5 separate regions of the Homo sapiens genome follow, and all the other regions are linked to region 1. Evidence: chromatin loops called from intact Hi-C (ENCODE). Cell type or tissue: endothelial cell of umbilical vein. All regions are shown on one strand. Links, peaks and the distances in the headings refer to the core of each region. The heading gives the core; the rest is flanking DNA. Region 1 overlaps LDLRAD3 (low density lipoprotein receptor class A domain containing 3). Region 2 overlaps TRAF6 (TNF receptor associated factor 6). Region 3 overlaps LDLRAD3 (low density lipoprotein receptor class A domain containing 3). Region 4 overlaps PAMR1 (peptidase domain containing associated with muscle regeneration 1). Region 5 overlaps LDLRAD3 (low density lipoprotein receptor class A domain containing 3).

Region 1 (6,057 bases), core at 581-5,580:
CCTGAGGCTCAGAGTGAGAAAATAACTTGCCACAAATCCATGGTAAATGGCAGATTCAGGAGTGGAACCCAGGTGAGCAGGACCTCAGAGTATTCATCCACAAACCTTAATCATCCCTGCCTCAATTAAGAAAGGAGACTGCTTGATTGTACCCTTGACTGAAAGCTTCCTCTCCCTCTTTGTTGGAGGTCCCCAAGAGCACCCCAATTGTGAAGATTTGCTAAGAGGACTCACAGGACTCAGCATATACTTGTACTCACAGGCACAATGTATTAGAGCAAAAGGTTACAGAGCAAAAATAGCATGGAAAAAGGTGCATGGAGTAAAGTCTGGGGGAAACCAGGTGCAAGCTGTCAAGCGTCCCAACTATTTATCCTAAAACAGACCTGCTATTTCAACTTTTTTCTGCACACCTTTCTGTTAGAAAAGCTGATCTGTGCAAATGGCCAAAGGGAGTTGGAAGCAGACAAAGCCAGAAGTATAGATGAAACCCTCCCTGAAAGAAGAATGGATGAATTTGTAAAACAGACTATATGGAGGATTTTTTTGGTGGGAGTGAATAGGGACACGGGTAGGGGCTGGGTGATTTCATTATGAAAGAGGTTTGGAAAGGGGAAAGCACTGGCACCAGCATCAGAGGACCTAAGGCTCTGTTTGACTTAAGGTCAATTCCTATCGCTAACGAGCTGTGTGACTGTGGCCAAGTCACTTAACCTCTCTGGTTTTCTCATCTGTAAAATGAGACGAAAGCTGAATTAGATAAACCTCTAATGGTCTTTCTGTCTCTGATAGCATCTGGTTTTATAACTGACTAGAGATTTTCTTTAAAATGGAAAGATTCCCTGGTGAATTTAGAAAATGACTCAATTCCACACAGCTTTCAGGAGCACGTGTATCACAAAGTGAGACTCATCTATGGATTCTTTAGCTAAAGGAAAAGGAAAGTGTGTGTTGGAGGGAAAGAGAGCATTTCTCAGCCAAGTGGCCAATTTGCGGTTTCAGTTCCCTTAGGAGGCGTTTGGAAATTCAGCATTCCTTGGTTCTACCAGTTTTTACCTCACTCAGGAAAAGGGAGTTGGATGGGCTGGTTTGGGAAGCTGGTGGTGGTCACAGAAGTCACTGCAGACACTTTGGGGTAATTTTCTCCAAGTCATCCAGCTAAAGTGTTGGGGTCAAGTCTATGAAGCTCTCTGGTAGCCCCAGCTCATGATCTAGCATTTCCTTGTAGTGGTACTAAGAGACAAGACAATAGTACTCAGTGGGCTGGGAGGAACTGTTTATTTTCCTTCCTTTTATTCTATTGATTGATTGTAAAGTCTAGCCTGCTTGGTAGAATTCATGCTAGCGCCAGGGTCTCTACTACAGACACTGATGTGTAACTGGCACTAGACAGGACTGGGGATTTTGACCAATATACATTTATCAAGCTCAATGGAGGAGGTGGAAGACTAAAAACAATTCAAAGTGGGATCCCGCCCTCACGGAACTTAGCATCTATTAAGGAGGGAGCGGAGTGCCATGGAAAGACCATGGGCTTTGGAAAGAGACCTGAGTTGACTACAGCCCAGCCCAATTGTTTACTAGCTATGTGGCCCTGGGCAAGAAACTTAACATTTGTAGCCTTAGTTTCCTTCTTCGTAAAATGGCGGTAACAGAGTCCAACTGTTAGGGCTGAGATTATCTATATGAAGGTCTTGGCACAGTGGCCAGCAGTGCCTCTCTTCTGTATTCGATGTAAATGGCACCCCCTGAAGTTTTGCGATGTGCACCCCTGGCCCATCTTACTACACAATACTGTGTATTGTGTAGTAAGTGCTCAATACACAGTAGCTGCTATTATGACTGTCTCTAATGTTACCATGTGGGTACATCAGAGCTGGGATAGAATTCAGGTCATTCCCAGATATGAGCATGATTCACTGAAACAGCACCATGTGAATTACAATTTGAACAACTGGAAACCTCTGGCCTGGCTAGACTGGTGAGGGCGTTCTAGACAGACAGAAAAGTGTGCCTGAAAGGTGGGAAACCAAGGATTGTTCAGAGGTGCCTATGGGTGCATGTGGTGAACAGATCAGACCTCGGAGAACTTTCCATGTCCAGTAAGAGATTCAGCTTTATGCTACTGGCAATGAGGGGCTATTGTGTGTTTGAACACAGACAGCAAGACAAGCAGGACTGGGCTTTCAGTGACAAGGACTGGAGGTCAGGAAGGCTCATTAGAAAGCTACTGCAAAAGCAGGAGGTAGAGAGAAGGCCAGAATTTGGGCATGGGCATTCAGCTTCAACAAGGGATCTTTCTTTCTTTCTTTCCTTTTTAATTTTTTATTTATTTATTTTTTTGAAACAGAGTCTTGCTCTGTTGCCCAGGCTGGAGTGCAGTGGCTCAATCTTGGCTCACGGCAACCTCTGCCTCCTGGGTTCACACCATTCTCCTGCCTCAGCCTCCCAAGTAGCTGGGACTACAGGCGCCCGCCACCACGCCCGGCTAATTTTTTTTGTATTTTTAGTAGAGATGGGGTTTCACTGTGTTAGCCAGGATGGTCTTGCCTTTTTTATTTTTTTTTAAAGAGACAAGGTCTCGCTCTACCACCCACGCTGGAGTGCACTGGTACAATTATAACACACGGCAGCCTGGGACTCCTGGGTGCAAGTGATCCTCCCACCTCAGCCTCCTGGGTAGCTGGGACTACAGGCGTGTGGTACCACGCCTGGCTAATTTTTAATTTTTTTGTAGAGATGAGGTCTCACTTTGTTGCCCTGGCTGTTCTCAAACTCCTGGCCCCAAGTGATCCTGCTGCCTCAGCCTCCCAAAGTGTTGAGATTACACGTGTGAGCCACTGTGCCTGCCTTCAACAGGGAATCTTTAAAGAGTAATATTCATGCCTCATTTATGGAACAAATATTGTTCTCAGTTCTCAGATACCGGTGTCCAAGACAGACACAGCCACTAGGAGGCAACATTGTTCTTCCCTAGAGATGGGACACCACACAGTCCCCAGGTAAACGATACCCCCTGCAGCCTGGTGGATAGTTCAAGAAAGCTGTTTTGGGGAATGAAAAAGGACACCCCACCTTCCACCTCATCCTACCACACTCCCTATTCCACCGTTCACGCCTGCCCTGGCCTGGTGAATGCCAAAGCAATGCTGTAAGAGAGACCCAGGGCTTTAGCCCTCAATTCAGCCACATTCATGAGTCATGAGTCATGAGGAACATGAGTCATGAGGAACAGTCATGAGGAACACATTCATGAGTCATGAGGAACAGACGCAGAGCCTCAATGGGGCCCCAAGTCAGCAAGGGATGCACCTGCCCCAGCACTTCTGGAAGCTCTGGCACTGTGTTCAGTGCCCTCATACCCTGGTCACCAAGCCCCAGGAGATGGTTTTCTACCCAATTACCAACTGAGACAAACGTGGCAGGACACTACAGCGCTGGGAGCCACAGACCCTGGCCACCAGCCCAGAAGCAGACTCACAGCTCTGACATTTTCAACAGGTAGATAGGAGCAGCGAACAGATTCAAACTCCCTCTCATCCTCATCTCTCACCAGCTGGACAACACTGCTGTGCAGGGACAGCGTCTCAGACACAGACGGTGCTTCTTGAATCATTTGTCTTTCTGGGGCCTTCCAAGTTGGGTTATTTTGTCCTATCCTTTCTAGCGACTGCATACTGATACTTTCTTTCCCCTTTTTCTCTTGCTTCCTGCCAACTTAACTTTATCCAGGATGGTCTTTGCATTTGTTGTGCCCACAACTCTCCAACCGCTATTCTTTTGTAGATTTTATCTGACAGATTTCATTTTACCTTCTGCACAGGCATCTGACCATCCCCTGACGTCTGATGTCTTCTCCCCTCCCAGGCCTGAGTGCCTGATCATTCCCTCAAGAATCTTGCAGAAAGGCCATCTTCCCTGGCTACTCCCAAATGGAGTTCAAAGCTCCCCTTTTCTGCTACCTTGGTACTCAACAGAACTCATCATGTGGGCATGAGTCTGTCCCTCTTCTTAGATAAGGAGTTTCCAGACGCTGTGGCCAGGTGTTCTCTCTTTATCATCCCAGTGTGCGACATGGGGCCTGGTTCATCATACGTATCAACACAGTTGGCTAAATGGATGGATGCACAAGGTAGACTGAATGAAGGACCATTTCACTAACTTCATTTGTCTCTCCTAGAGCAGCTGCCACCACCATCTGTTACAAAACCTTCAAACTGAAATGTTACTTCAATTCCTTTCCAACACTTTCTGCCTACCCAAGCCAGGGGATGCCTCCTTCACAGAGCTGGTCATCTGTGGGTAGCAGAAGACAAGTGAATGCACCATGTCCCTCAGACCTTTGAAGATATAGCTTGGGAGTCTTGCTGGGGTAAAGTGGTCCTGGCTCCATTCCCTGGCTGCTTCATGTTCCCAAGGGTCATACAAAGACCCAGAGTCTGAGACTGCAGAAAACCCCAAGACGGCCCTATCTCCTTCTCCTTGGCTGTCACTCAGATTCCCACCCAAACCTCCTCCAACTCCATGACTCTAAACACAGGATAGACTGAAGCATTCCCTTCTAGTTCTACTGGTAAATATAACTGTCAGAAGATTTTTCCAAAAGCAGGCAGTGAGAGAAAAATCATAAAGGCAGCAAAGTCCTCGTTAGGGAATAGAAAAGTTGGATTTGCCACCAAATGAACCGAGATGCCCCTACAGTCACCCCAGAAAATACACCCTGAGTGTATCGAGATAGTCATCTGAGCACTCGCAGATGTCTCCTTCCCGCTTCCAGATCCCTAAAGTGACAGGGCAGGGGTTAAAACACAAAGATCACAGGGTTGAGAACCAAGGAGAGGACCATCACTGGGCTCCTTTTCTAAAATCCCTATGCTAGATATATAACATTTATTTAATAAGAAAAACAGAAACAATGAAAACAATCTGGCCAGGTGTGGTGGCTCACGCCTGTAATCCCAGCATTTTGGGAGGCCGAGGTGGGCAGATCACTGAGGTCAGGAGTTCAAGACCAGCCTGGCCAACATGGTGAAACCCCGTCTCTACTAACAATACAACCATTAGCCGAGGCTGGTGGTGGGTGCCTATAATCTCAGCTACTCGCAAGGCTGAGGCAGGAGAATCGCTTAAACCTGGGAGGTGGAGGTTGCAGTGAGCCAGGATTGCACCACTGCACTCCAGCCTGGGCAACACAGTGAAACTCTGTCTCAAAAGAAATAAAAATAAAAATAAAAAACAACTAATGGAAAAAAGGAAAAGAAATAAAGGCCCAGGCAATAAAGACTCAAGCTGGTGGCTCACCCTTGTAATACCACAGGGCATATGCAAAGTCAGGTATTGCTTTGCAGTGATGTAAGAGGTCAGAATCACAGGAGTCTGGCAACTGCAGTGTCAGATACATCATACCACAGCCCCATGAGGAGATATTCTGAAACACTGATTGTTTTAGGAATTGTTAATAACTTGAGAATGTGTACATGATACTATGTGTAGGGGGTTGAACTGTGTCCCTCAAAAGTTATGTCCATGTTCTAACCCCTGGTGCCTGTGAATATGACTTTATTTGGAAAACGGGGTCTCTGCAGATGTAATTGAGTTAAGGAACTTTAGATGAGATCATCTTGCATTTAGACTTGACCCTAAGTCAAATGACTGGTGTCCTTTTAAAAGTAAATAGAGGGGCCGGGTGTGGTGGCTCATGCCTGTAATCCCAGCACTTTGGGAGGCCGAGGCGGGTGGATCACAAAGTCAGGAGATTGAGACCATCCTGGCTAACATGGTGAAACCCTGTCTCTACTAAAAATACAAAAAAATTAGCTGGGTGTGGTGGTGGGTGCCTGTAGTCCTAGCTACTCGGGAGGCTGAGGCAGGAGAATGGCATGAACCAGGGAGGCGGAGCTTGCAGTGAGCCGAGATCATGCCACTGCACTCCAGCCTGGATGACAGAGCAAGACTCCGTCTCAAAAAAAAAAAAAAAAAAAAAAAAAAAAAAAAAAAAAGTAAATATGGGGGCCAGTCATGGTGGCTAACGCCTGTAATCCAGCACTTTGGGGGCCA
Region 2 (5,000 bases), core at 1-5,000, 340 kb before region 1:
TAGATTGACTTAACCTGGAAGGCTAATTATTTCTCAGCACATCAACTAAAGTCATTATATTCTAGAAAATAAGGCTTACCCTTCTGGGGCATATGAGAAACTGAGCACCAAATCCTCATGTCCTAATAAAAGATTTGTTCTTTAACTCTACTGACAAGAAATTTTAATTAAATTGTCATGCTGCTGCTGAAAATTTTTGTAAGATTACCTTTGGAGAAGTATAGCCTCGGCAGATGATGTCCAAAGTAGATACAGGTGTACCACCTCAGGATAAAAGGAAGGGATTTGAAAAATTATTTTTTATATACTACCCTGCTCTTTTAAAGAGCTGGAAAGTTGAATGAATCTCATTATTACACTGGGAAAGAGAAAGAAAATAGCCTTTATATATTACTCTCACTTTCACTCACTTTTGCTTTGTACAAATTGATGTCCTTATTTGTTTATAGTGAAAAATTGCTTTTTATCAAAATTAGTTGTTTTCACTTTTTCAGATATTCTCATGCTTTAATTATATTTCTCTAATAAAATTCAGATCCATGACCAGAACTGTCCTTTGGCAAATGTCATCTGTGAATACTGCAATACTATACTCATCAGAGAACAGGTATTATTCATTTTCATAAATTATTATTTTCATAAACAGCTTAAAGAAGTGAATTAGGTTTTTTAATTGAAAATTTAAATCAATAAGGCAAAGAAATACAGATTGAAGAAGTATTAGAGCTGTGTGAAAATTTTTTATATAAATTAATATAAGTAATAAATACTTTCAGGGAGAACAAAACATCCAGCCCTTTTTAAGTACTTAAAATTCCTAAGTCATTAACATAATACCTGTGCTTTTGTATATTCATAAAAATTCCCAACAAAACCAATTTTAAGATAAAAATAATCAAAAGTAAGGGTCCCCATTTAAAGAAAGAAAAAACTAAGATATATATATATATATTTACACACTGTGAAATGAGGATCTCAAGTGTCCAGAGATTGGCTGAAAGAATAAGAGGGAACAGCGAAATAAAGGAAGGCAGTTCTGTTCAGTAGGAGAATAATATTTGTAGCTGTAATCCCTGAGGCATACAGGGAAGTTTTCAGATTTTTAGGACCTGTAGCCCTTCTGTTCAGTTGTCCTGTAGGCCACTGACCGGGCATCATTAGAAGTAGTAATTGTAATAGAAAATTATATGGTGGGGTTTTTTTGTTTCTTGAGATAGAGTCTCACTCTGTTGCCTAAGCTGGAGTGCATTGACACAGTCATGGCTCACTGCAGCCTCAAATTCCTGGCTCAGGCGATCCTCCTACCTCAGCCTCCCAAAGAGCTGGGACTACGGGCGTGCACCACCATGCCCGGCTAATTTTTTATTTTTTTAGATTTTTTGTAGAAACGGGGTCTTGTTATATTGCCTAGACTGGTCTCGAACTCCTGAGCTCAAGCAATCTACCTGCTTTAGCCTCCCACAGTGCTAGAATTATAGGTGTGAGCCACCAAGCCCAGCCCAAAGATTGTTTTGACTATTAGTAGAGAAAGGAAAATTCCATCTGATTGCTATCTTCTGACATTTGGGGAGTTTACCCACAAAATATGAATATTAACCATTAAATATTTATATACCCATGAAATCTGTAAACCCAGAGATCATTATTGATATACCTTACTGAGAAGCAGCAAGCAAAACCTGTCACTGGACAAGTTTGTTAACCTTAAAACTTTTTCATTGGTTTGTTAACAGTCTCTTAATTTTTCCAACAAAGCCTTAATTTGAAGGTGTTAAACATCTTTTGCTTATGAAGTCCTAACTCGTTTTCCTTTTTGCTGTCTTTTAACATTTAAAGGAAACCATGCAACAAATTAAAACCCAGCAAAAGAAAATACAAGAAAAAACCCTAGGCTAAGAGTCAGAAAACCTGGGTTTTAGTCCTAGGTTTAAACTGTGATTTTAACTGTGCCCTCTCATCTTTAACAAGTTGACATTCTAAATAGATCTGGGATCAGCAAACTGGCCTGCCAGCTAGATCTGTCTCTCTACCTGTTTTTGTAAATAAAGTTTTATTGAAAGACAGTCATACCCATGTGTGTATGTCTTGTGTATGGCTACTTTTGTATGACAATGGTAGAGTTTAATACTTAGGACAGAGGCAGTACAGCCCATATTTACTATCTGATCCTTTACAAAAAATTTTATTGGCCCCTGTTCTACACTGTTCCCTCTTGAGAAATGAAGGATTGAATTATAATAAATGGTCTCTCAGGTACTTCCTGTTTGAAATATCTACAACTATAGCTACATTAAATTTCTAAAGGGAATTTGGCACCTCTTTGAAAAAATATGATTGAGTATAAAGGATCTTACCTTAGAGAATGTGTCTTAGAGTCCCAAAATCCAGGACTGAGACTTTTTTTAGAGCTTCTATTAATGTGTTTAAAGTACCTTCTAACATCTGAGTCTCCCCATTGTAGCTAAAATATGCCCAGCTTAACAAAAGTTAAGAAGATTGTTGAAAGGTGGTCAAAGATGATTTTTGAGAGGTGGTCATGAGGCAAGTATGGGTGTAGTCAGTGGCTTCAGTGCATGCAGTTGACTGGTTCCTATTAAATGGCCTAGACCATAGTGGGAGTCTTAATCCAGTTTGCACTTGTAGCTATTGTTAGGTGTTTTTTCTGTAAAGTGCCACTAGAGGGTGCCAGTTCCCAGCAAGAGGAACAAATTCATTTTCTTGAAATGAATTTTGGATAATTGGAGGGGATATTATGAGATGTTGATATTTCCTTTCTCTATAACTTTTGAAAGTAGATGTTCTTTTAATTTTTGTGGGTGATGGTTTATGCTGCACCTATTCAACTGCCAATGTGGTACAAAGCAGCCATTGACAATACAGTTTAAATGTGATCGCATCAAACTAGAAAATGATATGCAAGGAAGAGATTTTTCAGCCTTTGTTTTGGATTTCAGATGCCTAATCATTATGATCTAGACTGCCCTACAGCCCCAATTCCATGCACATTCAGTACTTTTGGTTGCCATGAAAAGGTAAGGTTTTTTTTTCTTTTAATTCTTGAATATAAGTAAAAAAAAATATTTACATCATGTAGTGGAGAATAACAACAAGAATGTAGATGTAGTTGTAAAGCAGTGTAATAAGTGATATAATAGAGTTATTCATGGATGCTGTGAGCAGAAGCAAAGGCATACTTAGCAATGCCTAAAGCATTCAGACAGACTTGACAAAACATGATGCTTTGGGCTGAATCTTGACAGGTGAAATAGTTTTCCAAGAAGACAAAGGAGAGAAGACCAGTGAGAAAGAGTGAGCATGGTGATTTGAGGAACTACAAGTAGTTTGTGTTGTGCTAGTTCAACCCAATAGCAATGTAGATGATTTGAGGTGGAGGTGGGGGTACTAGTACCTGAGCTGTTGGAATACCTAAGTGAAGACAGCTTGAATTATGGCGATGACCGTCAAGATAGACCTAGGAGCCAGTACATATTTAGGAGAGAAGATCTACTGCCTGTGTGACTAAATAAATGTGATGAGTGAAGGAGAGGGAGGCGTCTAGAATGACTCTTGGTTTCTGGCCTTTGTCACTGGGTAGATGGAAGGGCCATTCGGCAAAAAAGAGTGAACACAGGAAGAACTGACTGGAGGTAGAGTTTAAAAAAAAAATCTGTTTTAATGTATTGAATTACAGATAATGACTTCACCCAGCTAGGGAACAGGTGGGATGACTGACATGCATTATGTGCTGTCTTAAGCCCCAAAGAGAAATTAGGACTCAGAGTATTGATTTGGGAAAGTGATTTGTGGTAATAATGGAAGTTGTGATTGAGATCATATGGCGTATGTACAGGAAAGAGAAGTATGCCAAGGAAAAGAGCCATGAACAAACAGTATAAGAAACAGATGAACCAGGCAAAGAGAAAGTAGTATTATGGTCTCCAAAATTAGTTTCAAGATTCATGATCAGTAGTGTCAAATGTCTGAGATTGATCATTGTTTATGATATGTCTTTCTTTTTGGAGAGTGCAGTTACACTTTTGGTTTTCCATTATACTTTTTTTTCCCTGACTTATGTGTAACAAACATACATTTAATAATTTAAAAAATAAAATGAGCAAAATGGTATGGTTGTATTTTGTGGGAAAATTCTGTATTGTGCTTAGAGAAAAAGAAAGAAATAAAATGTTAATGGAAGTTAGGTGAGATATTAGGTAACACCCTTTTTGGTCATCTATATTTTCTAGGTTTTTTAAAGACTATATGACCTTTTATAATAAAAATTGTTGTATTATGAATGTTTTTCGTATAATAGGGTGTTCTTAATGACCTTAGAATGGCATGGTGCCAGGAGAAATTCCAATTTGCAATAGATTTGTATACTGGGAATTGCAGACAATACAGGTAGACTATATTCTTGACTTTAAAAAAAATGGTATTAATATTAACTAGAGAGAGACAAAAGCTCTTCAGAGAGGTTTGTCCTTTTTTGATGGGAAAGACTTCAATAATTGTATTCTAAAGGAAAGTGTTAGAGGAAGAGATGTTTAAAGATGAAGAAAAATCACTGAGTAAAATCTCTGGGGTGTCGCAACAGGTCAGGTAACATTTAGAGCACAGGTAGAATGTTAATCTTGGAGAGGACAGGCATCTCAGTTAGAAAAGAAGGATGTGTGTAAATACATTTTTTGTAGGTGGGAGGGAGATTTATGTGAGTGAAAGCTGGGAGAGTAGTCATCAGATAGTCTGTTTTTCAGTGAACTAAGAGGCAGAGTCGCCTCATTGGATCAAGAATCTGTTGAAGGCAAAGGAAAATTGTAGAGAATTGAGGGAAGTGGTGTGACTACTTGAAAACTTCTTATTTGACCTGGCCAGGTCCTTTTCCTACTCCTCACGGTATCTATTCCCAGCCTAAGGCTTGTGCTTGATTTTTAGATGCAGAGGAATCACTTGGCACGCCACCTACAAGAGAACACCCAGTCACACATGAGAATGTTGGCCCA
Region 3 (6,057 bases), core at 575-5,574, 93 kb after region 1:
ACTTTTTAGTCTCCATTACATAAGTGTAAACTATTACTATCCCTCCTATTCCCATCACTGTCTATTGATAACTGGCTATGTGCTAGGCATTGTGCTAAGCATGGGTGGATAGAGCCTTTCACAAGGCAGGGGAGGTCTCACTCTCAATGGTGCTCTAGTCAGGGGAGGATGAAAAAGAAAAAACAAAAAACAAATCAGGCAGTGCTAAGTGCTAGGTGGTGATGTACGGAGATGTGATAGTCGGCAACCGTACAAGTAGTTTGGGTGTTGAGGAAAGGAATATCTAAGGCAGAAGCAGTTCCAGAGAGGTTTAGAAGACAAGAAGTCAGCCAACCAAGGGTAAGAGGGGACAGCAGCCAGGCAGAGGCAACATCTCAAGAACATACCTAAAGCCTGGGAAGAACTTGAAACAGAAAGAAGGGTTGTGGAGTGGGGCTGAAGCAGAGTGCCCAGGGATGGCAGGGGAGGGTACAATGAATCAGAGAGGTCAGCAGGAGCCAGGTCAGGTAGGGCTTCTTCAGCCTGGCTAAGGAGTTTGAGTTCAGAATTCTAGCTGTGATGAGAAGTCATTACAGGGGAGTGACCTTATCTTTTTTTTTTTTTTTTCTGAGACAGGGTTTCACTCTGTTGCTCAAGTTTGTGTGCAGTGGTACAATCATGGCTCACTGCTGCCTCAACCTCTCATGCTCAAGTGTGCCCCAGCCTCCTGAGTAGCTGGAACTACAGGCATGAATTACTGACCAGCTAATTTTCTCATTTTCTGTAGAGACAATGTCTCACTATGTTTCCCAGGCTGGTCTTGAATTCCTCGGCTCAAGTGGTCCTCTTACCTTAGCCTCCCAAAATGCTGGGATTACAAGTGTGAGCCACTGTACCTGGCCTGATTTATCCTTTATAAAAGACCACTCAGCTGCCCTGTGAGAAATGCTCTGAGAGCACAGAGGGAGGCACAGAGGGAGGTAAAGGAAGCAGGAAGACCAGTCCAGGGAGTGACAACAGTGCCTTACACTAGCACAGGAGTGGGGAAGACAGAGAGCTGTGAATGAACTCAGTATCCTCTAAATCAGGGTTCCTCAACCTCAGCACTCTTCACACTAAAGCTGGATAATTCTTTGTTGAGGTGACTGTCCTATACATTGTAAGGTGTTTCACATCTTTCCTAGCCTCTATCCATATACACCAGCTGCAACCCCAATTGTGACCATCAAAAATGTCTCTATACATTGCCAAATGACTATGAGGGTTAAAATCACCTCTGACTGAGACCCACTGCTTTAGAAGTAGAGTTGACTGGGCTTGCTAATGGATTAGAATAGGGAGAGTGGGCAATTACTAAAACAGAGGACTCAAGAAGGATTTCTAAGTTTTTGTATGTAACAAGGTAAGATCATCTCAGACATTCAGAGGGCTCTCCCTCTATACCAGTGGACTGGGTTTTGATTTGCAGTGCCACTAAATCATTCATTCATTCAAACAGTCCACAATGAGTGTCAGCCAAACCCGATGCCAGGGATGCAAGCATAACTTAAAGAGCTCGCAATCTGACAGAGACGCAGACCTATAAGCAAATGGAGTTGATAAAGTAGGTCATATGCTTCAGAAAAACCCCCAAGACTGACCAGAAGCGTGAAGGAAGACGTGGCTCTTTGCTTCTGGGGGAAGTGGTGTGAGTGCTCCAGTGAGATTCCAGTGTTGTGCCTGGAAGACAGAGGCACAGAGGGAAATGGCATGTGCCACAGCACCAGGGTGTGAGACAGAGCTGGCGGGCGGAGAGCAGGAGGGAAGGAGCTGCTGCTGAAGAGACAGGAGGGACCAGCCAGGAGGGCTCTCTAAGACACACTTGATTTCATGTGCAATCTGGGAGCCACTGGAGGGTTGTTGTTATTATTCCTACTACTTATTACTAATGATTAAAGGAAAATCAAAGAGACATCTCCTGAGTGCTCAGAGGGCATCAACCCCAGTGCTGGGCGCTCCACTGAGATGAGGTACTTCATCCCTCCTCCAGATGAGAAAACTGCAACCTAAAGAACTCAGTGACTTGCACAAGATTTCTTGGCTGACAAGTGGCAGAGCCAGGATGTGAACCCAGACCAGCTGGCTCCAGAGTCCACGTTAAGCAAGGAAATGGTGACGCAAATGTGTGGTTTCGGACAATCATTCAGGAAATAAAAATATCTGAGGATCACTAGTTTATGGAAATAAATGAGCAAGGGAAAATGTATTAGATGGAAAGGTCAGAATTCATTTCCAGGCAACTGACGATCCAGGGAGGAAGACCAAGAAGGTAGAAGGGCAGCCAAGAGATAGTGGGCAGAATCTCAGCAAACAAAGGAGAGAAGACGAAGAGGCAGTCTGCAGTGTCCAGTACCGCTTCAAGGCCAAGTAATAGCGTATTTCAACATTTGCTGGATCTGACAACTAAGAGATTCTTGGAGCAAAACATTACTGTGGAGGATGCAAAAGCCAGGTGCAGAGGGCCAAGGAGTCACACACTGGCTACAACAAAGGAGAAGGAACAAGAGCCAGTGGGACACTAGCTTGAGGAAGAGTTTGGGGCCAAGGGACAGACGAAAGATGAGGAGGTAAAGAAGTAATTACTGCGAGGAATTCACAAACTTGAGTGTAGATTAGGCTCCCCCGGCGAAACAGGATACAAGTGGGCTTCTGGCCCCATCCCAAACCCAATAATCAATGTTTCCCAAGTTGGCCTCAATCCACCAGGGACCCTGACGATCACAGGAACCACTGAGTGAGGCGGCGTTTCTCATAGTGTGGTTCCTGGGACACTGGCAGTTTCCTGAGTCTATCCTAGGCCTCCTGATTGAGAATATCCCAGAAAGGTCCTGGGAAGCTGCTTACTGAAGACTCCAGGTCATTCTGATACAGCCAGCTTAGCTCCCTGAAAATCATAAACTCTAGACCCTTGTGGCTCAAAGTGTAGACCTCAGACCAGTGCATCAACAGTCACCTGGGGGGTTGTTTGAAATTCAATCAGCCTTACCCCACATACCTACTGAGCCAGACTCTGCATTTTACCAAGACCCCCATGCCTTTTGAATGCATATAAAGTTTGAAAAGCTCTGGACTGCAATACAGGGAGGATTTGGGGAGTGAAGGGAGAGGTATCGTGTACCCTCCTGCCAGACATATTTAGTGGAGAGTGCCCTGAGAATGCTTGCTGCTAATTTTAACAGGAGATAGCAAAGTGTTCCTCAAAGAAATCTCCTTCAAGGTTCTGATGCTTCAAGCCACTGCTGCACCCTTCAGGGCTGAGGAGCTAAGTCAATCATGATTTCAGACATTTAAAATGCAATATCTTTTTGCGGCAATGGGAAAGTATTGCACTTTATGCATTCCGAGAGCTCCAAGTGAATCCTGAAAACCTCCTCCATACAGACCTGCCGTGGTGTGCACTTACCCACAGGGGGCAGCACAGCAGAGTGGTTCAGTGGCTCAACTCAAGCCAGAATGTCTGCTTTCAAAACTTGGCTAGGCCACCCAAGTGCCTCAGCCAGTTACTTAACTTCTCTAAGCCTCAACTCTCCAACTGTATAATGGGGATACTAGCAGAACTTAGGTGATGTGAGGACTGAATGAGATCATCCATGCAGAGCATTGGGCACAGTGCCTATTATATAAAATTCAGTTGCTGTTTAAAGGCAGGCTGTCAGCCAGGTGCGGTGGCTCACACCTGTAAACCCAGCACTTTGGGAGGCCGCGGCGGGTGGATCACAAAGTCAGGAGTTCGAGACCAGCCTGACCAACATGGTGAAACCCTGTCTCTACTAAAAATACAAAATTAGCCGGGCGTAGTGGCGCATGACTGTAATCTCAGCTACTCAGGAGGCTGAGGCAGGAGAATTGCTTGAACCTGGGAGGCAGAGGCTGCAGTGAGCTGAGATCATGCCACTGCACTCCGGCCTGGGTGACAGAGCAAGACTCTTGTCTCAAAAAAAAAAAAAAAAAAAAAAGGGCAAGCTGTCTGACCCCAGAACCCCTACACTACATGCTCACTTAGAGTCTCTACCATTTTGCATAACCTTAAAGCTACCCAAACTCATTCCTACATGTGCAGGTCCACCTGCAAGAAAAACATTCTGTATTTTCACAAGGAAGAGAACATTCCATTGAAAATTACAGAGGTCTGTAGTTGTAAGGGTGCTTGAAGGTAACATAACAGAACCACTTTATAGATGAGAAAACTACGGCTGAGAAAAGCGAGAGTGCTCACCCACAGCAAGAGTTCATTCTTTGCACCAAAGTATACTAACTAGGAAGACCACAGGCAAGTGTCTTTTAGCGCTGTGGTTTCTACCCTGCACACGGGCACTGTGGCTGCACAGGCAATGGCTGAACCAGGGAAGACTGGCCCTTCTGGGCCGATAGTGCCATCTGCCAGTCCCCCAGGCTGTGCTAAGCAGTGGGAGTGCCCCTAGCACCATGGAATTAAATGGAGAAGCCAGTGAGGCTGCCAGGAACCCTCTGTTTCTGAACATGAAAGCCCTTCATTAGCTTCTGCCTCTGGTTTTAAATCCAAGCAAAATATCTGGATACCATGGCTTGAACTGATGATAATAGGCATCTATGCAAGGGCTGAGAGAGAAAGAGAGGGAGGGATAACACTCTCCAAGAGTTCATACCCCTTGGGACCCAAATCAAAAAGGAGAAAAGTTGAGAGAATATTTCCCTTCAGAAGAAAAATTAATTACAAGCAGGAATTGGGGTCAGGGCAGGTGGAAAGGGAGGATATGAGGCTGTTAAAGTGAATCAATCAAGTGATCCTTTAAAAGTGCTGAGAGAGCAAGTGTGTGTGTGTGTGTGTGTGTGTGTGTGTGTGTGTGTGTGTGTGTGTGTGTGATCCATCCACACATCCATCCATCCATCCATCTATCCATCCACCCATTCATCTATCCATCCATGCATCCATCCATCCATTCATCCAACCATCTATCCATCCATGCATCCATCCATCCATCCATCCATCCATCCATGCATCCATCCATCCGTGTATCCATCATCAATCCATCCATCCATGCATCCATGTATCCATCATCCATCCATTCATCCATCCATCCAGGCATCCATCCATCCATTCATCCATCCATCCATCCATCCATCCATTCATCCATCCATCCACCTATCCATCCACACATCATCCATCCATCCATGTACCCATCATCCATCCATCTATCCATCCATCCATCCAAGCATCCATGCATACTTCCATCCATCCATCCATCCATCCATCCACCCACCCATCCACCCATTCATCTATGCATCCACCCATGCATCCATCCATCTTCATTCTTTTTAAGCAGCAGCTTCTGTTGATGTTTTACAATTCTGTTCTTCCATCAGCAGAGAAATCAAAGAACTGGGTGATGTCAATCCTGTAAATAGCCAGCATCTCTGGGAAGATGCCAGAGGGCATGTTTCTATTTAGAAGGAAAAGAAGGCTCAGTAAAGTAAAACCCCATGCTCTAGGTTCCATGCAGGGTCAAGAAGAGCTGCTCTTCTACCTTGCTCGGCCATGGCATACCGGTCTACTCTGGAATTCACTCACAGAGGTACTGTTTTGTTTTTAAAATTGCTTGTTTTGTTTTGATTTTACTCACATCCCCTGCAGTCATACAAAGGGTAAATACAATGCTGCTCCTATGTAATTTTCCTCAAGGCCAGCCTTAAATATAAGACTTCAAAAAGGATTGCCGGTTGGTGGGAGAAAAATCCTGGCAGAATTAACAAATTAAGTGATGACACAAATCTGCCTTTGTACTCCCACTGTCTGGAATGAAAAACAAAATATTTCTGAAATGCAGAAAATGGGGGGGAAACCTGGCACACAACCTGGGATATTAAACAGAGAGCGCAGGGAAAGTGTGTTTCACATATGCATTGTTTTCATAATCGTTTACACTTGCCAAAGTTTGGTTTGCATCAGAGGATGATTATACAATCCACAGTTTATGTTTTCTTCTGAAATATACCCTACAGGGCAAAGGGAAGAGTGCAGGATGGATGGACTCTAGGGAACCCCATCCATCACCTTGTCTG
Region 4 (6,057 bases), core at 557-5,556, 660 kb after region 1:
CAGTAAAGAGGTTTTTGTGTTTGATGGCTAGCATGCGATTGGTGACCTGAGCAATAGCAGTTTCATATAAAATTTGGCAGGGCGCAGTGGCTCATGCCTGAAAGCCCAGCACTTTGGGAGGCCAAGGCAGTGGATTACTTGAGCCCAGAAGTTCGAGACCAGCCTGAGCAACATGGTGAAACCCTGTCTCTACAAACAATACAAAATTAGCTATGCCACTGCCACTCTAGCCTGGGCAGAGTGAGACAGTTTCCAAAAAAAAAAAAAAAAAAAAAAAGGCAAGATTTGAAGTGTGAAAAATGGACAAAAAGAATACAGACAACTTTCTTTTAAATAAGCTTAATCAAGCAAGGAAGGGGAGAATTAAGGTGATAGTTTATATGAGTAAATAAACAGCTGTGGAAAAATACCAATTAAGATGGGAAAGGCCGGGTGCAGTGGCTCATACCTGTAACCCCAGCACTTTGGGAGGATGAGGCAGTCAGGTTACTTGAGGACAAGAGTTCAAGGCCAGACTGATCAACAAAACAAGATTCTGTTTCTACACAATATTAAAAAAATTCAGCCAGGCATGGTGGTGCATGCCTGTAGTTCTGGCTACTCAAGAGACTGAGGAGGGAGAATCGCTTCTGCAGCCAAGGATTTTGAAGCTGCAGTGAGCTATGATTACACCACTGCATTCCAGCCTAAACAACAGAGCAAGACCTCATCTCTGTCTCTCTCTCAAAAAAAAAAAAAAAAAAAAAAAAGATGGGAAAGGGTTAAACAGGTTTTAAGCTAATGTGAGTAAAGTGTCAGTAGGAGAGATTAAAAATATTACATATTAGAGTAAGACTAACTGAAGAAGTTAAGACCATGTTATCCTGAAGGAGAAGAACTTCCTATGAGATCAAGAACAAAAGTGAGAGTTAAAGGAGAGGGAGCTTCCTTTTCTGTCCTAGGCTGAGACAGGAGGAAAAGAATTATTTATAGGTAGCATATCTTGTTTGTTAGTAATTATATGGTAGGAACTGTGCTGAGCACTTTATGTGCCATGTCTTGTTTCATCTGTACAATCACCCTATGAAAATACATACTCCCATTTTATAGATAATGAAACTGAGGCTCAGAGCTGTGAAGTAACTTGCCTGAGGCCGTACACTTTGGGGTAAAGCCCAGGACGATTCCAGACCCCTTACTCTTGTTCTTAACCACAGTCCTAGTCTGCCTCCTGCTGGTGAGTTCTCCCGTTTTCTCTGGGAAGTAGGGAGTGAAATATCTGCTGAGAATGAGTAGAAGTGAGGTTGGGGCTTGAAAGTACCAAAGGTTTGGGGCAGCCACTTGAGGAACAAGAAAAGGCACCAGCTGGTGTTAAGCTTAAAGCATATCCAAGCGAGACGGAGGACCCAGTCGAAGCCAGAGTTCCTAGGGAGGTGATGCAGTCAGTTAGGACGTTGGCTGATGCTCTCTGGAAGTGCAGCAGCAGAAGGGAGTAAAACCAGTTGTTTTGTTGATCCAAGAATAAGCTGAGACATGACTGACCAAGGATCCCAGCTGGGAAGGACATGAAATCAGAAAGAGCCTGGTAGAGGGGCAATAGGGACAGGAGGTCTTAAGTGGAAAAGCAGGCTTGGTGGTAATGAAGTAATGGAACACATAGGTGGAATGGGTATTATGGTCAGAGAGTAGAGTTTCTAAGTTGAAGCTTTCAGGGATGGTGGTGATAAAGTGTTCAGTTTTTTTTTTTTTTTTCTGGGTAACTAACAATCTCAAAGGACAAATGTTTGTTCTTTCTCATGGGTCTGTGAGTTGGCAGGCATTCCACTGATTTCAACTGGGCTGACCTGGGCTGGTTGTGCTCCAGGCTGCAGGGCTTAGGCAGAAGGGACAGCAACCATCAGGGGATGCTCTTCTCAGGGTGGGTCGCAGAAGCACAAGAGGTCAAGCCAAACACACAGGTGCACATAAGGCCTCTGCGCACATCACACTCACCCATATTCCACTGGCCAAAAGAAGTCACATGGCTAAGTTCCCAATGAGTGAAGTAGGGAAGTATATGCCATCCCAAAGGAAGAGGGGTGGATAAATATTTCTAAACAATACTTCAGTCGCTCCATGTGAGTAAGGGGGTTTGTTCAGGGTGCAGGGGACAGGAAGGAAAGAATATTTGCATGCAAGAAGTCAATACAGCAAATGGTAACAAAACAAGGATAGCAGTCACCCAAATGTTATGAAACAGAAAATATTAATATTCAGAAATCCTGAGCATGTGTCTTTTTAAATAGCACCTACTGGTCAAATCTTGGGTTGCACCTTGGTGTAAGACGCTGTTTATGGAGCCTCATTGATTGGGCTGGTGATTGTGTCCATTTGAGGGTCCAGGCTTTCTCAAGGACAGCAGAACTGGCTCAGAGCAACCAGTCTATCACCTAGGCAGGCAGAACAGAGAGCTCACACCTTCGTGCATTAATCTACCCATCCAGTCAAAAGATATTTCTTGAATGGATGCTTCTAGGTGCTGGATGTACAATGATAAGCCAGACGGGCATGGTCTCTGACATCTTAGAGCTTGCGCTTTAGAGAGGAGATTTTTTTTAAAGTTAAAAAAATAGAATGTGGTCAATGCTATGAAATTGAAAAAACAAACTAATGGTCAGATTCTATCCGATCTGTGTTGGTTCAGTTTTGCTTGTTCAATTACGTTATGCTTGTTCTGAGAGCCTCATTCCACACAGTGTATGTTACCACTGCCATGAGCACTGATGGAGCATTTCTTATGGAGCACTGGGCTGGTCACCAGGGAACACAATGATTCCGCAATGAGTTTACAATCCATCTGTGAAAACAGTGCTTGACCATAAGAAGACATCAATATGATGTTATTAGGTTCTTATCACCCTCACCTCATACTGGCACTAAATAAATGTGTAGGGAATTCATAGGAAGAAGTAATTCATTTCACTCTTTGTTGAATGCCTGCCTGGTGCTGAGCACTATGCTGCCTGCCTACGTTAAGGGTCGCCTACATATGGCTGGGACACAGCGCCGGAGCCCCATGGCAGTGCAAGCATTTTCCCACTAGATGGCGCCCAAGCGATCCTTTCAGACAACGTTATCCTGAAGGCGCTTCCTTCTGAGTGTCTCTGAAGAGCCTGGGCATTTTTTTTTCCTGAGTACCATACAGAGCCTTAGAAGGAGGGAGGAGTGGCGGGCAAGTGCCAGAAGGATCAGAGCTGTTTTATATGTGGGTTAGAGAGCATCTGGCACTGAACAGATGCAGTAGCACCTTTATTTGCTCACTGTCCTTGACAATGTTTATATTACTAACCTAACTAATGACAACCTTAAAATTCATTATGGAATTGATTCATGCATAACCATTGGCAGGTTGTATTATCCAGGAGGATGGGCAAACGGCCTGAGGCTATTGAGCCCAGGAGAGAACTTATTCACATCTTTCTGCCCAGGAAAGATTGGTTTAGTAATCTCAGAATATCCAGACTAAGAGCTACTGGCACTTTATCGCCATTAAAAAAAGAGCTGTTCTTTCTACCTTTCTCCACTCTTTAATGTAAAACCTTCAATTCTACAGAGAGTTGAAAGAATAGTATACATCCATATGCTCCTTTCCAGGATTTGCCACTTTTTATCATTCTCCAACATCTGGCTCTCTCTCTCTTTTTCTGCACTTTAAGACTCATGAATTTTAATTTTTTTCTGTTTCATAGTGTTATCATAATTTTTCTTTTGATGCTTAGATTGTTTCAGATTTGGCCCGTTAAGCAGGCTGCACCTCATTTCTCCTTGAGCACTTACTTGCATTCTACCCCTGACCCTCAAATGTTTTAAGTTCACCTTGATTTTCTATGCCCAGGTCTTGAAACAAGCTATTTCTCCCTGCATCCTGGTTTCTTATAGTGGGAAATTGTATTTAGGAACTGCGATTTGGGTGCTGGCTATTAGAGGTGCTGATATCCAAAGTCGAAACCAAGGCTTCCTCTTAGGGTTTCTTAAACTCAAAAGTTGCGTTCTGAAGTGGAACCACTCTGCTGACTTCCACTGCTGACCACTGGACTGGTGTTGGTTTAGCTTGGCCCTAGGCTGAGTTCCTTGGCCATCAAAAAAGATGAGCAGCAGGAGGGCCCAAGAGCGACCCAGAATGCCACACTTCTAGCTGGCATGGCAGTGATCCCAGCCTTTCAGTCCCTGAAGGATACTGGGCATCTAAGGAGGTTAGGAAAGCAACCCAGATGAGAGGATTTATGGGGAGAGATTATAGGTCCTTAATACATTTATCTTCTTAGTCATATTTTGGACAGAGGCAGAGAAACAGAGGAACTGGCCATAAGCCATGCCCAAAAATGTTTGTAGGGTGAGTTATCGGAGAGGAAGAGGATTTGTGCAGGCCGATTCCTGAGCCATAAGTAGGAATGATTAAGAGCAAACTTAAGGGGAGTGGGGAGAAGGCTTACAAAGCTGTGTGTTACTGACTTTCGGGGCTGCCCTCCAGGGGAGCTGCGGAATCGCCTAGGGTGGAGTTACTGAAAGCTGCCTCATCTCGCTCCAGACTTTTGTGTCCTGATGCTCCCAGAAAAAGAACAATGCTCAGGTCGATTCAAACTGGGGATGGTATTAGGTGGCAGTTAGCAGCCTGGGCTTGGATTTGAATCTCTGTTTCTTTCCTGGCTTTGGGCAAGGTTACCCAATCTTTGTGAATCTCAGTTTCCTCATTTACAAAATTGGGATCCTCATAGTGGCCTTGAGAGTTTTTGTGAAGATTAAGTGAAGAACTGTCTATAAATCCCTTAATATGGAGTCTGGTATATAGTAAGTGCTCAATAAATGGTGGATAGAGTCTGGTATATAGTAAGTGCTCAATAAATGGTGGATGCTATTCTTATAATCCAGAGCCATGAAATGAGCTCTATTTGTTAGTTGTTGTTTTGGGTGGCAGGGGAAGAAATCAATATAGGGCCAGAGAAGAAAGATAATAAAAGAGAAGCCTTTAAGGTTAGAGAATACACACTGGGCACAAGGAGGTAGTCTTCACCAGACAAAGTATTGTATGGCAAATAGTATTTTATATTTTATGTGCTGAAGCTCTTTGACCACAGAGAATTCATGTTTAAATCTTTGCAGAGGATTTTATGTTGTTAAAGAACTCATCAATCATAGCTCAGCTTCTGGTGAAGGTATAGAAGGATGTGAAAGACCTTCCCTCCTGCTCAAACAGTAAGAAATCACTAGATTAAACCAAAGAAAATAACAGTTTTCATTAAAACCATAATATGAAATCTAAAAGAATTTAAACTCCAGAGGGGTGAATTCTTCCAGGATGAGCAAGAGATTCGGGATGCTTCATACTTGAAGGCAGCTGCTGCGGTTGGGGGCAGGGCAAGTGCAGGAAGGGGCCTACCAGAGAAGGAGGAGGAGAAGACAGGAAAACTTTTGAATCTATGGGCTGACCAGTTGAACTTAAATCTAGAAGAGACTCCAAGGCAAAGACAATCCTCTCCACCAAGTATTTTATTAAATGGAATTTGCCTGTGCAAGCAGAGGCTGGAATGAGGCTACGAAGCAGGAGATCTTGGGATGTTGTCACCTTGCAGCTTTATAAGCTTGTGGTCTCAAAGTCTCACAGTCTCATGGGCTCACAGCTTCCCAGTCTTGTAGTCACAGGAGTGCAGGAAGCTGGGGGAAGGAGGAGATGAAAATCAAAGAGAGATTTCCTTAGGTTTATGGGGTTTGAATTTCAAGGCTCTTCTGGTGAGATTATAGCTTCAGTCCTGCCCCAAATCAGCTTAACCCTTGATTGGGTCAAACTGATTCATCCCTGATCAGTTCTCCCACCAGCCTAATAGAGGAGAGGGCGTTTGCAATCAAAGGAAACAATAGATCTCTTGTTGTGAACAAGCAAGGAAATAAGATCTACATTCAAGAGAACAACCAGTCAAAAGAAATAGAGCATGGGTGATGAAATGGAAATTTTCAAACAAGAAACTTTTACATAACTTTAAAATAAATGCACTAAAAGATTGACAGGAAAAGATGACTATAATGGATGAAGACATGAAAAAT
Region 5 (6,057 bases), core at 448-5,447, 76 kb after region 1:
GGATCACAAGGTCAGGAGTTCAAGACCAGCCTGGCCAAGATGGTGAAACCTCGTCTCTACTACATATACAAAAAAATTAGCCGGGCGTGGTGGCGGGCACCTGTAGTCCCAGCCACTCAGGAGGCTGAGGCAGAGAACTGCTTGAACCCGGGAGGTGGAGGTTGCAGTGAGCTGAGATTGTGCCACTGCACTCCAGCCTGGGCGACAGAGAGAGACTCATCTCAAAAAAAAAAAGACAGTGAGAAGGCTAAAGTGAATCCTGAGGCTTTGGTTCATTGAAACTGAACCAAAATTTCCAATGGAAATTTGAAGGAATTGGAGGTCACCAGTATGAACTCAAGGTCTTTAAAAATTAGACAGACAGGATGGATGGATGGATGGATGGATGGATGGATGGATGGATGGACGGATGGACAGACAGACAAAAATAAATATTGACTTGTGTGTATGTAAGGGATAATGCACATACATACATTTCCTAGCTCTGTCTGCTGAGAGAAGACTAGAAGCAGTACATCTCAACAGCAATAAGCACACCTAGCACCCAGATCTTGGTTTCTAAATACCATTATCCAGCAAAGAGAACCAACCTCCTTGGAGAAATAGTTGATTCCAGGAAGAATATACAAACAAGATGAACCCAGAGTATCTTCTGTTGCCAGAAGTGTCAAAATAAAGTAAATAAGTGTCCAAATATCATGGGGGCATGTCAAAAGGACACAGAAGTTAACCTGAAGTTCCCAATAGCCAAAGCTAGAACCATCCAAGCAACAAAATCAACAACGGTATCAGATTATGACACAGAGAATAAAATAAATATCTGAGGCCAACAAAATAAGGATCTAGTACCTGAGACTGATACCAAAAATTGTTGAATAAGTAAGTAAAAAGGGGAGAAAGGAAAGTTCTTCCTTATTGAAGACTTCTCATTAATAAATGTAGAAGAGGTGCAGGAAACAGAAAGTCACCACGAAGCAGACACTATTGTAATAACTGTTACAGGCAAGATCTGGCAATGGATGCTAAAATTAGAAAATAAACACTTGAGGAGAAATAGGATATGCACAGTGTCAAAGTATCTTCCGCAATATGTTATTAATTACAAAGAGAAAAATAGTAACTTGACAGTGGAGAAACTTGGTAGATACCACCTCAGCCAAGGGACCATGGTCAACATCATCAGTAATGAGATACACCAACACTACAGTCCCTTCATATAAGATGCTGTGTCAGGGGTCCCCAAGCCCACACAGATTCAATGATTCACTAGGCTAACTCCCAGGACTTGGCATATAATCAAAGCTAAGATTTCTTACAGTGAAAGGCATATGAAATGAAGTCACAGGAAACCAGGCTCAAGCTTTCACAAGGATTCTTCCAGGGTAGACACACAGGATGTGCTTAATTCCTCCAGCAACAAGTTGTTGACAACATGTGTGAAATGTCATCCACCAGGGCAGCTCATTAGAGGCTCAGTGCTCACGGTTTTTATGAGAGGCTGGTCACACAGGCATTCTCGGTACACCAAATTTCCAGACTTCCAGCAGAAAAACAGCATCAACTACACTGTCTGCACAGCCAGTTTAGGCACAGTGAGCCACCATTAACAGTTGGGTAATGGGAAACCTACTGAAATTTAGGTTCCCAGCTGCCAGCCAAGGGCCAATGTTCCAAGCAGACTTTTCAAAGGGCAGCAGTCAGGCCTGCTGCGTTAATGCTTTTTCTGCACAGATGGGCATTTTAGCTTCTGCTGGGAAAGTCTACAGTAACAGAAAAGCAGAGGAGTTCCATTTTCCAGGGTCAGGTTTGCCCCTCTGCCAGCTCTCCAGCCATCGTGTCCTTCCAGACAGGTTCAAGCTTCTGACACACGGTCCTTGATCAGCCAGTCTGGTTCTGATCACCTTTTGAGGGATGAGGGAAGAATGCTTATAGGCTTTGCCATCTACGCTGAGAGTGTTTCCTCAAGCCTCAGCACATCACTCCTCTAGTAAGAACGTCACTGCCTTCCCATTACGTTAGAATAAAACCTAGAGTCATCATGCTGCTCTCCAATTCCAGGCTTTCTCATGAAGGCCATGAAGATCTTCCCATCTTGGAAATCTTAACTACACAGGCTTCCTTGTTCCTTCTCAAGCCCAGCCAGCATATTCCCACCTCAGGGCCTTTGCACTCTCTGTTCCCACTGCCTGGAATGTCTTTTTCCCAGGGCTCAGCATGGCTCACTCCTCCATCTTACTCAGTCTCTTGAATCATTGCACTATCTGCAGTAGAACCTACACTCCCACCCTTAGTCGCTCTAACCCTCAGCCTTCTTTTCTTTCCCTTCACAGGACACATCACTACTTGGTCTCCCCAGTTTTGTATTAAGCTGTTTGGCTAACGCCTCTGCCTTCCAGCCTCCAAGAACGTACGCTCATTTGCATACTTTCATTTACCATTTTTAAAGGAGCTGCACCATACAGTGCCTACACCATGTGCCTCATAAATATTTGCATAATGTCCAAATGAACCTATAAAAGGAAAGAGTGAGGCCGGAGAACATGGCTAGCATTTTCTGAATGCTTAATATGAGCTAAGCATTGCGCTCTGTTTCACAGATATCTTTTTCTTTAAGTTCTCACACACACAAAAAAAACATTTTACAGATAAGAAAACTGAGGTCCAGAAGTGAAGTAACTTGACACTGCTAATAAACAAAGTCAAGGTTCAAATCTTTCCCATGGCACAGCTGCTCTGCCGCCTCCTTAGATTTCTCTAAGGACCAGCCCAGCTCCAGAGGACTAGGTTTTATGGGAGAAAGAGAAAAGAGTGAAAATATGAATAATTATAAACGAATTAGCCATCATTCAATTAACCAGCTCTTTGGCCCTGCCCTTGCACCCTTTTCAGGAATTACTAATGAGACTTCCTGCCTGGTCAGCATGCTCAGTTGCTGTTTATGTCAGGGAAGCCTGTCCTGTTATGATTTACATTTGCATCATCACATGCCTGCAAAGCAGATCACAGGCAACCAGCCGAGTGCCTGGCAGGGGCAGAGAGAAGCCTATCCCAGACAACAGCTGTCAGCTGCTCCCTGCCTGCATGACTTGCTACAGGGCTGTGGGGAAGGGGGGTCCTGGGCAAGGCCCCGACTGTCCCTCTCTCACCCCCTATTTCCACAAAGGGGAGATTTCCTCGTAGAACTCAGCAGCGCCCGACAGAAGGTGAAAGACTGACCCTGCCTGTCTTTAAAGCAGCCCTGACAAAGGCAGACAGGGTGACTCTACTCCATTGAATACTTGAATTCACCACTTCTCAAGGATCTGGTCCACAAACTTTTCAAAGCGGCAGCTTTCATTAGCAGGAAGATGGGGACCAAGGGTCTCCTGTGAGTTGGGTTTATTTCCTGATCTAAGTCATGTCCCCACTTTTTAGAGCCTACTTCCCACAGTCCTGGAATTCACAGATCAGCAAAATAAAAAATAAAAAAAGTAGATGAGAGTGGAGGAAAGACTAATACAATTGCCAACTTTTTATTTTACACAAAGACTTACAAAAACACCAGCAATGAGCTCTACTTACTAATACCCTAAATAAACAGCTGCCTTAGCATCCGAAATACAGGAAGGCAAAGTCTCAGAGTAAAGAACTCTCCACCCTGAAAGGGTAGAAACTTTATAGCTACATGTTCACTAGATGTCCTTATTTTTCCCATTTCACCAGAAGCCAGTGACAACCAGGTCATAAATCAGAGACAGTCCTGGGACCCATATTTGGGGTCCACGTGAGAACTAGAGGGGGCCAGGAGGCATTCCAGTGTCTCCAGGTTGTGATATCCTAAGGACAAAGACTCGTGTAACAGCTGGGGCACACAGGCAGTCCACATAGGTGCACTCAGTAACTAATTCTCACGTTCCACAGATGACAAAACTGAGGCCCAAAGAGGCAACTGGACTTGCCCAAAGTCACATAGCTATTTAGGGTCAGACTGGTCTATAGTCCAGTTCTTCTGCTCTAGAGTCCAGCTTCTTTTAACTACACTACACTTTAGGCAGGGTACCCTAGAGCCATACCTGATCAAACCCCTCATCTGGGACAGGTACAGGAGAGACTCCCAAGAAAAAGCCCTTCTCCCACAGGAGCAGAACTGTCCAGGCCTTGTATAGAAGGCTCTTCCCCAGACATCATGCCTGTAGCTCCCAATCTGTCTGGGAAGGGCTCAGGGCTGCTCAAGGTCCTGGAGGATGATGGAAACTTCAGCATGGGCTTGCTGTCTCTGGCCACCTCCCCAGACTCTTCCCAGGCAGCAATCATACAAAAGAGCTGGACAGAGGCTGCAATGTGGAAGCCTCTCTGTTCCACCAGAACAGCCATGAAGTCAGCTAATCAGACCTGCTGCATCTCTCAGGCTATGGAAACAGCTCCTGCTGTAGCTGTGGGTCTCCAGGATCTCTCTTCTAGACCTCTGTGGTTGGCCAAATGAGCAACAGCTACTCACCTTCAACCCCTGCTCACCTCCCACTCCTGCCCCAGGATCCTGCCAGTATGTGGCTGAGAGAGCCCAACGAATGAGGAGCTGTTCCACAATATCACCACCCTTGCTTTTATAAACACAAGACATAGCTCACTGTGAAAAAGTCAAACCATGGAGGAACATACAAAGACAGATGTAAAATTTATAACAAATTGCCACCACGTGGGGAAGTATTCTGTGGACATTTTGGTAAACATGCTCTTACAGCATGGTCTCAAAAACTAGTGTGTGCAAATGGATTGCCCCAGGACCTTGTTAAAATGCAGTGGGTCTGGGGTGGAGCCTGGGATCCTGCATTCCTAACAAGCTCCCAGGCGATGCTGCTGGCTCCAGGTACCACACTTCCAATAGCAAAGGGCCACTGTCTTGTTCACTGTGTATCTCCAATGCCCAGAGAAGTGCCAGGCACACAGACTACTCAATAATTACTGACTGAATTAATAGGCAGAAATCCGAGCATGCAATTTTACTTAAATGCACCCTTAAAATATATGCTATCCTGAAACCTGTTTTTGCTACATAATATGTTGTGACATCTTTTCTTGTCAATAACTACTGGTACACATCATCATTTTTAATGGCTAAGGGTAACTTTACTGTGTCTATGTATCCATAAATCCCGTTACTGATGGACATTTGGGGTGTTTTCAATAAACAATGCACAGCCAGATACATATATTATTTTTCCCACTTGTATATTATCTCGTGAAAGTATAACTGCTAGGTCAAAGGACATGCATGCTTTACATTTTGGTATCCTTTTGACTGTTGACTGCCTCCTCCCTGAGGAACTGGTATTGTCTTCTGGCCACAGACAGCTATGAGAAAAGCCTCCAGCCTAGGATTGTCTGCGATGGGCTGATTCTCTCAAGTTGGCAATGACGCTCCTAGAAGCACAAAGGCTGAGATCATCCCATGGTTCCTCTGCATTTTTGTTAAGTTGCTCCTTAACTGCTGCTGCGCTCTATTATTCTCCATCCATCTCTGTCTCTTTTCATTTTAACATCTGTGTATTTCATTATTCTGCAAAGTAGGGGACACTCCTGTCTGGTCAAGGAAACCATGACTCTTCTTTTTATCATTCTAAATTTGCACCGGGTACAGGGCATCGATCTTTGCTGGAATTGGTTTCTCTGGGTTGCAGGAATCATGGCAAAATGCAGCATCCTCCTTCTGTGAGATGCTCCTTGAGTTGACTTTCCTGGGCTACATGGTCTCCTTTGACTAAGGACCTTGACAAAGGGCAAGGGCAGGCTCTCGCTCTTAGGACTGTCCTACTTGCCAGTATTTCTCCAGAATTCCCCATCCTCTGGGGCAGTGTTGCAGAGAACAAGTCAGTGATCCACCTGCAGCAGGATCCCCAGGGACGCTTGTGAATATGCAGATTCCTGAGTCTCTCCCCTAGGGGAATCTGCATTTTTACTAAGCACACTAAGGATCTCAATGGGCACTAAAATGTGAACATCCTGCTCTGACCGATTCTACCACCTTCTTATACCCACAGAGCAAATGGCCTCATGATTCCTTTCTTCCTGATGTTATTG

What was found. A loop is a pair of places that touch in the nucleus more often than their neighbours do. Peaks named below come from ENCODE experiments on the same cell type or tissue, not always from the same donor. Only the 100,000 strongest peaks of a DNase experiment are listed, where the experiment ranks them.
Region 2: a loop joins it to region 1, with 3 times the contacts of the local background. A loop is called at or near these places in 2 of 110 quality-filtered maps.
Region 3: a loop joins it to region 1, with 9 times the contacts of the local background. A loop is called at or near these places in 23 of 110 quality-filtered maps.
Region 4: it touches region 1 in a loop (7-fold over the local background); 12 of 110 quality-filtered maps call a loop at or near these places.
Region 5: it touches region 1 in a loop (5-fold over the local background); 2 of 110 quality-filtered maps call a loop at or near these places.

The regions. Positions count from the first base shown.
Region 1 is chr11:36,147,041-36,153,097 of GRCh38, reverse strand. The region is part of intron 4 of LDLRAD3 (low density lipoprotein receptor class A domain containing 3); the gene reads right to left. Among named protein-coding and RNA genes, the nearest start is that of COMMD9, 140 kb to the left of the region's middle. RefSeq lists enhancers at 3,049-3,228, 3,108-3,681, 2,621-3,820. In endothelial cell of umbilical vein, for the core only: a CTCF peak has its summit at 2,964 (motif pointing right); a DNase peak (open chromatin) is centred at 3,217; H3K27ac peaks cover 2,375 bases.
Region 2 is chr11:36,490,583-36,495,582 of GRCh38, reverse strand. TRAF6 (TNF receptor associated factor 6) reads left to right here. Exons shown (of 7, transcript NM_004620.4): 5 at 536-607; 6 at 2,955-3,032; 7 at 4,933-5,000. Among named protein-coding and RNA genes, the nearest start is that of TRAF6, 17 kb to the left of the region's middle. In endothelial cell of umbilical vein, for the core only: a CTCF peak has its summit at 2,684 (motif pointing right); a DNase peak (open chromatin) is centred at 2,662.
Region 3 is chr11:36,053,908-36,059,964 of GRCh38, reverse strand. All of the region lies in intron 2 of LDLRAD3 (low density lipoprotein receptor class A domain containing 3), which reads right to left. Among named protein-coding and RNA genes, the nearest start is that of MIR3973, 47 kb to the right of the region's middle. In endothelial cell of umbilical vein, for the core only: a CTCF peak has its summit at 3,413 (motif pointing right); DNase peaks (open chromatin) are centred at 2,104 and 3,444; H3K27ac peaks cover 1,524 bases.
Region 4 is chr11:35,482,890-35,488,946 of GRCh38, reverse strand. The region is part of intron 3 of PAMR1 (peptidase domain containing associated with muscle regeneration 1); the gene reads left to right. Among named protein-coding and RNA genes, the nearest start is that of PAMR1, 40 kb to the left of the region's middle. RefSeq lists a silencer at 2,959-3,008. In endothelial cell of umbilical vein, for the core only: CTCF peaks have their summits at 1,213 (motif pointing left) and 3,049 (motif pointing right); a DNase peak (open chromatin) is centred at 3,086; H3K27me3 peaks cover 500 bases.
Region 5 is chr11:36,070,572-36,076,628 of GRCh38, reverse strand. All of the region lies in intron 2 of LDLRAD3 (low density lipoprotein receptor class A domain containing 3), which reads right to left. The region is part of intron 1 of LOC101928510 (a long non-coding RNA gene); the gene reads left to right. Among named protein-coding and RNA genes, the nearest start is that of MIR3973, 64 kb to the right of the region's middle. In endothelial cell of umbilical vein, for the core only: no CTCF peak of the experiment used is centred there; DNase peaks (open chromatin) are centred at 1,368 and 2,998; H3K27ac peaks cover 2,711 bases.